Regions from separate parts of the Homo sapiens genome. Here region 2 is linked to region 1. The links are chromatin contacts, found by Hi-C or POLR2A ChIA-PET in ENCODE. All regions are on one chromosome and are shown on one strand. The core of a region is the stretch at or near the end of the contact, and the rest is flanking DNA. Distances in the headings are between cores, read along the strand shown.

What was found. Hi-C counts contacts between places; a loop is a spot of excess contacts on that map. ChIA-PET counts read pairs that join two places held with the same protein, here RNA polymerase II (POLR2A). Pooled maps may share reads with other maps.
Region 2: a loop to region 1 is called in a map of CD14-positive monocyte, with 2.3 times the contacts of the local background. The contact joins two enhancer-like sites. A Hi-C loop is called at or near these places in 4 of 168 maps with a recorded cell type or tissue (CD14-positive monocyte, CD8-positive, alpha-beta T cell, endothelial cell of umbilical vein and 1 more) and 9 of 50 pooled maps. POLR2A ChIA-PET finds 5 or more read pairs at or near these places in 1 of 52 experiments (Panc1).

Annotation. Positions count from the first base shown.
Region 1 is chr10:16,909,038-16,912,948 of GRCh38, forward strand. All of the region lies in intron 48 of CUBN (cubilin), which reads right to left. Among named protein-coding and RNA genes, the nearest start is that of RSU1, 94 kb to the left of the region's middle. Within about 2 kb of position 1,279, at least 2 of the 41 ENCODE cell types and tissues checked have a DNase peak (open chromatin) inside an H3K27ac peak, as active enhancers do; they include CD14-positive monocyte and endothelial cell of umbilical vein, where a contact is called at or near this core.
Region 2 is chr10:17,028,324-17,032,130 of GRCh38, forward strand. The region is part of intron 27 of CUBN (cubilin); the gene reads right to left. Among named protein-coding and RNA genes, the nearest start is that of CUBN, 100 kb to the right of the region's middle. Within about 2 kb of position 1,673, at least 27 of the 41 ENCODE cell types and tissues checked have a DNase peak (open chromatin) inside an H3K27ac peak, as active enhancers do; they include CD14-positive monocyte and endothelial cell of umbilical vein, where a contact is called at or near this core.

The sequences.
Region 1 (3,911 bases), core at 29-2,528:
GCGCCCGGCTAATTTTTTTTTGTATTTTTAGTAGAGACGGGGTTTCACCTTGTTAGCCAGGATGGTCTCGATCTCCTGACCTCATGATCCACCCGCCTCGGCCTCCCAAAGTGCTGGGATTACAGGCGTGAGCCACCGCGCCCGGCCAAGATGTCATCTCTTTAAATTTACTATAATTAATCAAATTTAGCTCTCTGGGGGCTTCTGGTGTAAAGTGTCTTCTGGCTCACTGGACCAGAAGAAGAGTTTGCTATCATTTACTGAGCAGACAAAAATGCCAGTCTTTGCTTATCATCCACTCAGCCTGTCTTATCTAATCAACAAAACACCCTCCCAGGCAGATAACAGTATCCCTGTTTTCCAGATTAAGATACCAGAATCCAGAAAGATGATGTAATAATAGAACTGGGATTCAAACCATCCCTCTGATTCCAAACCATTAAGTAATGCATAAAGAAACAGATGAGGAAAAATATTTCTATAATGCTGAAAACAGGAATGGGCACCACATTGATGGAATCAAAAGGGATTAGAACCAACCATAAGGTTAATGGGACATGTCGGAAACTGTGATCAATGGCTGTTATCCTGCCTCTGAGTCTGCCTTTGGCATAGAATCACAATGACTGAACATGTTATAGTCATCCATTTATCACATGGACTTCTGCTGTTAGAAGCAACCAGAATGCAATTCCCATCATTGTCCTCTAATCCCTTTTGTACTTAGAAACTACAACTCTCAGAGTACAAATGGATAGGAAGCAGGCACGTGAGATTTAGGATCTGCTATGAGCAGGGACAACATCAGACACAGGTCTTATTGTAGGACACACTGGGTGGCATAGCTTTTTATTTTCTCTGTCTGTACAGAGAGTCAGATAGGCAGGTGGGTTTAGAGAAATTTTAGGCTCATTCCAGCTGGATAAGGTATTAGCTAGGAAGCAGTGCAATGAAAGTTAAAGCTGCCTCCTCTGCACCAGCAGATCTTCTTTCTTCTTCACTCTTTTCTTTTTTTTCTTTCATCTTTTACTTCTTCTTTTCTCTTTCTCCCTCTCCTTCTCATTCTCCTCCTCCTTCTCTTTCTCCTTCTTCTACTTCTTTTCTTCTTCTCTCCTTCTCCTTCTTATTGTTCTTCTTTTTTTCTCCTTCCCCTTCTCCCTCTTCTCCTTCTCCCTCTCTTCTCCCTCTTCTTCTTCTCCCTCTTCTCCTCCTCCTTCTCCTTCTCTTTCTTCTTCTTCCTCTTTCATCTTTCTTCTTCCTCTTTTCGGCAAGTTCTCAATCAAATAGAGTAGGGGCAAAGGCCAACCCACATGCCCTTGTTTGGAGCAGGGTAAAGAGGAACCAAAATAAACATTGAACATATAAAAATACATTTCAAAAAAAGGAATGTGGACATTAGAACTAAAGACTCAGAAGAAAAATTAATTCTGAAAGTGATTCGTCGCTGGAGTTTTAACCTCCCCAAGAGAAAAGACCTGTGGATATGACATTTGTAGGTTTGCAGGTTTTGCTAAAGAGTCAGGGCCCCCTCATGCATACAGAGATACCAGTCATCCTTTCAGTAATTCATTCTTAAATACGAATGAATAGCCAAGGATCAGCAGACATTTAGGGAAGTGACTAATGTAAAAGGCAGAGACCAATATTAGTAAACAGGAGATAGGAACATGAAGAAAACTGACCCCAAATGAGCAACACAAAACTTCAAAATTATTATTAATATATTCATATATATTAATATATCAAACATATAAAATATTTAAATATATACTTTTCAAAGATTTATGGTAAAATAAAGATAATTTCAGGTATACCATTTTTCAAAAGATTTATTGCCCTTGCCCATTTCCTTGGGGAGCCGCAAGAGGGTATGCCTCACCAAAAGAGGAAATTAACCAAGAAAGGGACGTGCATAGCATCACAAAGTCAGCTCTCTAGCCCAGGAGAAGAATGAAGGAACTTGCACATTTGATGGCAAAGGGAAATTCTGAAATGACAGCTAGCATCAGGCTTGCAGCTGACGTACAAAGGCTCAAGGAAGGATATTACTGAGGAAAAGAAATGGAACTGATATGTTTTACTACAGAAGGTAGAGATGCACATCTGGGGTGGAGAGGGTGTGGACGAATTGGTGATCAATGCATAAAACCCAAGAAAATGTAAAGAGGACCCAATTATTATTATTCCTTAGGAAAACAAAAGCAAATGTTGCCATACTACACTACTTGGCTCAGTTGTGAATGGTGTTTACATAATCATGGTAATGTCAACTGAACAGCAATTTAAGCAAAAGCGTGACATACGTATTTTGGGAGACGATTGGGAAAGTATATAAACATTGCATACCCCATGTGTGTTTGTGGTGGCAAAGGGGTAAGTCTCATCTTCTAGAGTAGGATGTGGATAGATAATGTCCAAAAAAAGCAAGGAGTAGTAGAATAGGAATATTATTTAGAAATAATGACATAAAACCCACCAGCAGTAGCTGCAAGAGTTATAAGTTGATAATTAAGGGATAGGGAGATGACAAGTAAGATCTGCTTTGGAATTTGTGGTTGTGACTGTAACTTTTATTTGAGATCTAAAACTATGACTGTTCATATTCTCTTTCCTAAAGGACATGTGAATACTCTGCTTGTAAAATTCCTGATAATCATTATATTCAGTATGATTTAAACTATGAAAATAATTTCAAAGGTAAAAAACAACTGTTAGCACATACATCAAAATTTTAGTAATACATGAGTAGAATTAAAAATATCTTTATATTTTTTATTTTCTGAACTCTCCAAATATTGCTCAATAAGCATCCATTATATTTATAACCAGAAAAATAGATTAAAATCAGAATTCAAGTGGATTTATATCACATGATTACAAGTACATAAAGTATGCTTTGCCAAGAAGAGATGAGAAAATGAATCAAAATGTGGTATAGTGGGAGTGGTTAGTATTTTTTCTACTTCATCTTTGTTTATATAATTCAATCAATAATAGGAAAAAAGTTTCTTTATAATAAACAACCTTAGTCCAAAATTTCCTGGCTCTCAAATAAAAGAAAACACACTTGGTTTCTTATTTTCAAGATCTGAAAGAAAACAGTTCAGTCCTTCAGATATTAGAACTTGGAAATAAAATCTGAAGGTTGAATAAGATCATTTTACGGCAATACAAAGTGGTCATAAGATACAAAGATATTTCATATTTTTGAAATTCACTACCCAACAGGAGACGATTAAACTGAAAACAAAAGTGGCTTGTTATAAAAGGGATAATGATAGTACCTCTACTATCCATTCATTCAACAATTATTTATCTCTATTATGTACAGGCACTGGGGATTCAGTGAATCCCCAGCAGTGAATGAAACTGTGGCTTGACCTCAAGGAGCTCACATTCTAGTGGGGGAAGCAGACAATAAACTGATGAACAAATCAAAATGATGTATGGCAGCAGGTGTGAAGTGCTGCAAAACAACATGGCAGAGAAGGGTCAGGCCAGGGTGGGGTCTGTAATATAAGGTACTTAGACCTTATGGATTAAAAGGCATTCGAGCAGAGACCCCAGTGAAGTGAGGGTGTGGAGCAGGCCGCCATCTGGGGAGGGGCATTCCAGATGAAGGCAACAGCCAGATGGGGAGCATCTCAGCACATTCAGGGAACGGAATGGAGGCCAGGTGGCTGGATCCCAGAGAGCAAAGAAGAGAGGAGTTTGAGATAAGACAAACAGGTAGAAGAGGGAGGGGCAGCAGATAATGTCAGCCAGGTGGGCCACAGGTGCAATTTGGGATTTTCCTCTGAGTTAGATGAGAAGCCATTAGAGGATTTTCAAAGGCAGCAACATGATCCGATTGAGGTTTAAAACCATCACATGCTGCTGTGTTGAGAACGTAGGGAGAGGAGAACGGAACC
Region 2 (3,807 bases), core at 423-2,922, 120 kb after region 1:
CATAGAACAACGTGAAATCATAGACCTTTGAGCTGGAAGAAGCCAGAGGACTGCCATCCGGGCTCTCCCTGAAGACAGTGAGATCAGGAAAAGAAAGTCTATTAAATAAAGAGCCTGCCGGGTGCGATGGTTCACGCCTGTAATCCCAGCACTTTGGGAGGCCGAAGTGGGTGGATCACGTGAGGCCAGGAGCCCGAGACCACACTGGCCATCAAGGCGAAACCCTGTCTCTACTAAAAATACAAAAATTCGCCAGGCGTGGTGGTGGGCGCATGTAATCCCAGCTACTCAGGAGGCTGAGGGAGGAGAATGACTTGAATCTGGGAGGCGGAGGTTGCAGTGAACTGAGAATGCAACACTGCACTCAAGCCTGGGCAACAGAGTGAGACTCTGTCTCAAAAAAAAAAAGAAAGAAAGAAAGAAAAAATAATAAATAAATAAATAAAGAGCCAATGTAGGAACTGCAGGGTAAAGACGTGTTTAAACAAAATTCTGTAATGTTGCAATTGGAAATCTTTCCCATTTTAAAAAGTAGAAAGTCAATATAGTTAACTGAAACCCACAACTGTGATTACCAGTGTTTAAAATTTAGCATTTTGCTCAATGCATGCTTATTCATACCATGAGCCTGTCTGATAGTGGAAGAGACCTTTCGGTTGCCCTGCCTTTCGCCAGTCTGAGGAGCAGAGCAACCTGAGGTCAACCAGGAAAGGCAGTGTGCATAGGACAATTCAAGTTCTGAGCATCTAATGGAATTTTTACTGCTTCAGGGTAGTTCAGAAATTATTTTAGGTTTGATTATTATTCATCCTAATTCTGTCCTTCATGTTTGAAGAGAGGAAACACGCAGAGTTTCTTTTGAATCTGAGAGCAGAGGCTCTTTTGAAGGTTGGAACGTTGGTTCATTAACTGCTGCAAATTAATGCAATCATACGAAAATCCTTCATTGTGAAAGATGGTCAGAAAAGATCAGCATTTCTTTTTAAGGAAAGGGATTCTGATCACACTGAAATAACATTTCTTCTTTCAATTTTTTATAACTAAAAAATCACATTTTACTCAGGCAATCTTAAAACCAAAATTTCTTCTAAAATGCCTCATGCTAAACTCAACGACACTACAAAGCATCTGGCTTCGCTAACTAATGGATATACTTCATTCTAAACTTTTTTTGAATCCAGGTATCATGCTTAGTACGGTGCTAGACTCATATCTGGTATCAAGTTATAAATTGAAATGTTTGGTAAACTCTTCCCAGCTTTTATGCATGTTTTTGAATAGCAGCTGAACTTAGAATTGTAATAGCTTATCTCTAAGCTCTAAGCAAAATGCAAAAGTCCCAGAAGCAAACTTCCTCTGACAGACAGTTCCAGGAAGCATGACTCATCTGCCCAGGAAGCGTTGGCGGTGGAGCCATAATCAAAGTCGGCTCAGATCCACCGCTGCTCAGACAAAATCTCATCTGCTTCTCTGCATCTCGCCAACTGGAAAACAGGATTTTATCTACAATCCCAGTGGCTTTTGTAGGAAAACTGGGAGGCAGGAGAAGCAGCACTGCTTTCAACACAGTGGGGCCAATTGATGTTAATTACAACTGGGAAGGCTGCTCTGGAAACCACAGATTTATTTACCACAAAATGCTATAGAGCAAGAGCCCCAGTCCCCAGACCAGTACTGGTGGCATCAAACTCTCATAGGAGCATGAACCCTATTGTGAACTGCACACGCGAGGGATCTAGGTTGCGTGCTCCTTATGAGAATCGAATGCCTGATAATCTGTCATTGTTTCCCATCACCCCCCAGTGGTACTGTCTAATGCAGGAAACCAAGCTCAGGGCTCCCACTGATTCTACATGATGGTGACTTGTATAATTATTTCACTATATATTACAATGTAAGACTAATGGAAATAAAATGCACAATAAATACAATGCACTTGAATCATCCTGAAACCACCCTCCCACCCCACCCCCGGTCCGTGGAAAAACTGTCTTCCACAAAAACAGTCCCTGGTGCCAAAAAGATTGGGGTCTCCTGCTTCAGAGCACAAAAAAATAATCCATGAGACTATGTTTATGTTAAAATAACCATAGATAATATGTATTAGCACTTATTCCATGCTGGTCATTATTCTAATTTAAAAATCCTAGCAGCTCTGTAATGCAGGTAGTATTGTTATCTTCATTTTAGAGTTCTGGAAACTGAGGTAGGTAGAGGTTTAGTAATTTAATATTTTGAAAGGCATCAACTACTGAAGAAGAATTTTTCCTATTTCCTTCTGTGGCAGTTCTTTTCTTAAGAATAAGCATTGTTGGTCGGGCGTGGTGGCTCATGCCTGTAATCCCTGCACTTTGGGAAGCCGAGGTGTGTGGATCACCTGAGGTCGGCAGTTCGAGACCAGCCTGACCAACATGGTGAAACCCCATTTCTACTAAAAATACAAAAATTAGCCAGGTGTGGTGGTGGGTGCCTGTGGCCCCAGCTACTCGGGAGGCTGAGGCAGGAGAATCATTGGAACCCGGGAGGCACAGGTTGCAGTGAGCCAAGATTACGCCACTGCACTCCAGCCCGGGCGACAGAGTAAGACTCTGTCTCAAAAATAAAATAAAATAAAATAAGAGTTGTTAAACTCCAGGATACAGAAAGTCTTTATTCTCTGTAATAATAGAGAGTAACCAAAACAATTTTTAAAATGATAGGGACAATACGAACACTCCTGTTAGTCACTGAAATTAAAATTTTTTTCATTATTTTTCTTAACGGAGCTTTGAGTAAAATAAGTGGACAAAAATTGTTGGTTTTATCATTTGTCATTTATCCTTAGTGAGAAGTGTCAAAATGCATTAACCATGCAGGCTGCAGGCAGAAAACAAGAGGAAAATTAAATGTCTTGAGAAATGAATCATTAATTATATCTCAACCTAAAGAATTGAAGGCTCTCTATTTGTGAATTTCTCTATACCTTACTGAGATGTTTCTCTTACATCAGCATCAGTGCAAATAATAACAGTGAACATTTATAGATTTGTTCTCTATTTGCCAGACCTTGTTTTGGCTCTTTACATATATGGATTCATTGACTCTTATTACTCCGTTTTACAGAAAGGGAAAGTGAGGCACATAGACACTAAGGAACTTGCCCAAGGTCACCTAGCTACTAAGTAGTGGAGTTTGGGTTTAAACTTCATTCTGAAGTTACCTGCTTCACTCTGAAGCAGGTACAGAGACTACCAATTCAGCACATTCTATCATATGTCTGGGTGCCTAGAAGACATTCTCTTGCGAACGAGTGCTAGAGGACTTACTACATCTTTGTCATTAGCATCCCATGGTAGTCACCAGATAGAAGAGTGCTGGCTGAGGCAGTTCTAATTCCAGTGACTCCCCTCTAGAACAATAGAAAGCACAGTGCCTGGAGCTGTTTTCAATAGGGAGCTAAAGACTGGCGTTTACCTTTAAACCAAGCAATTTGGAAATTGAAGAATCATCCTTGGCACCTGTTTGGAATCTGTTATGCCATCATGTGACCAGCAGTGACGTGCACTGCAAACACAAACACTGATTTACGCTTCACTTATTAGAGCGGATGCAAGGTCTTTCCAAGGACAGAAGAAATTTGCCTTTAAACAGATTCGGAGAGCACAGAGAGAAAGCAAAGCCCTTATGGAGAAGTCCATGGATCGAGTTAGGGAACTCGGAAGAGAAAGAAAACAAAATGTGAACTCTGCCTGGAGAGGAAGATAGACCTCGCCAGGGAGGAGCCACTGCTCCTAACTGGCAGGGCACAAGGAATGGAGATGGCATTTG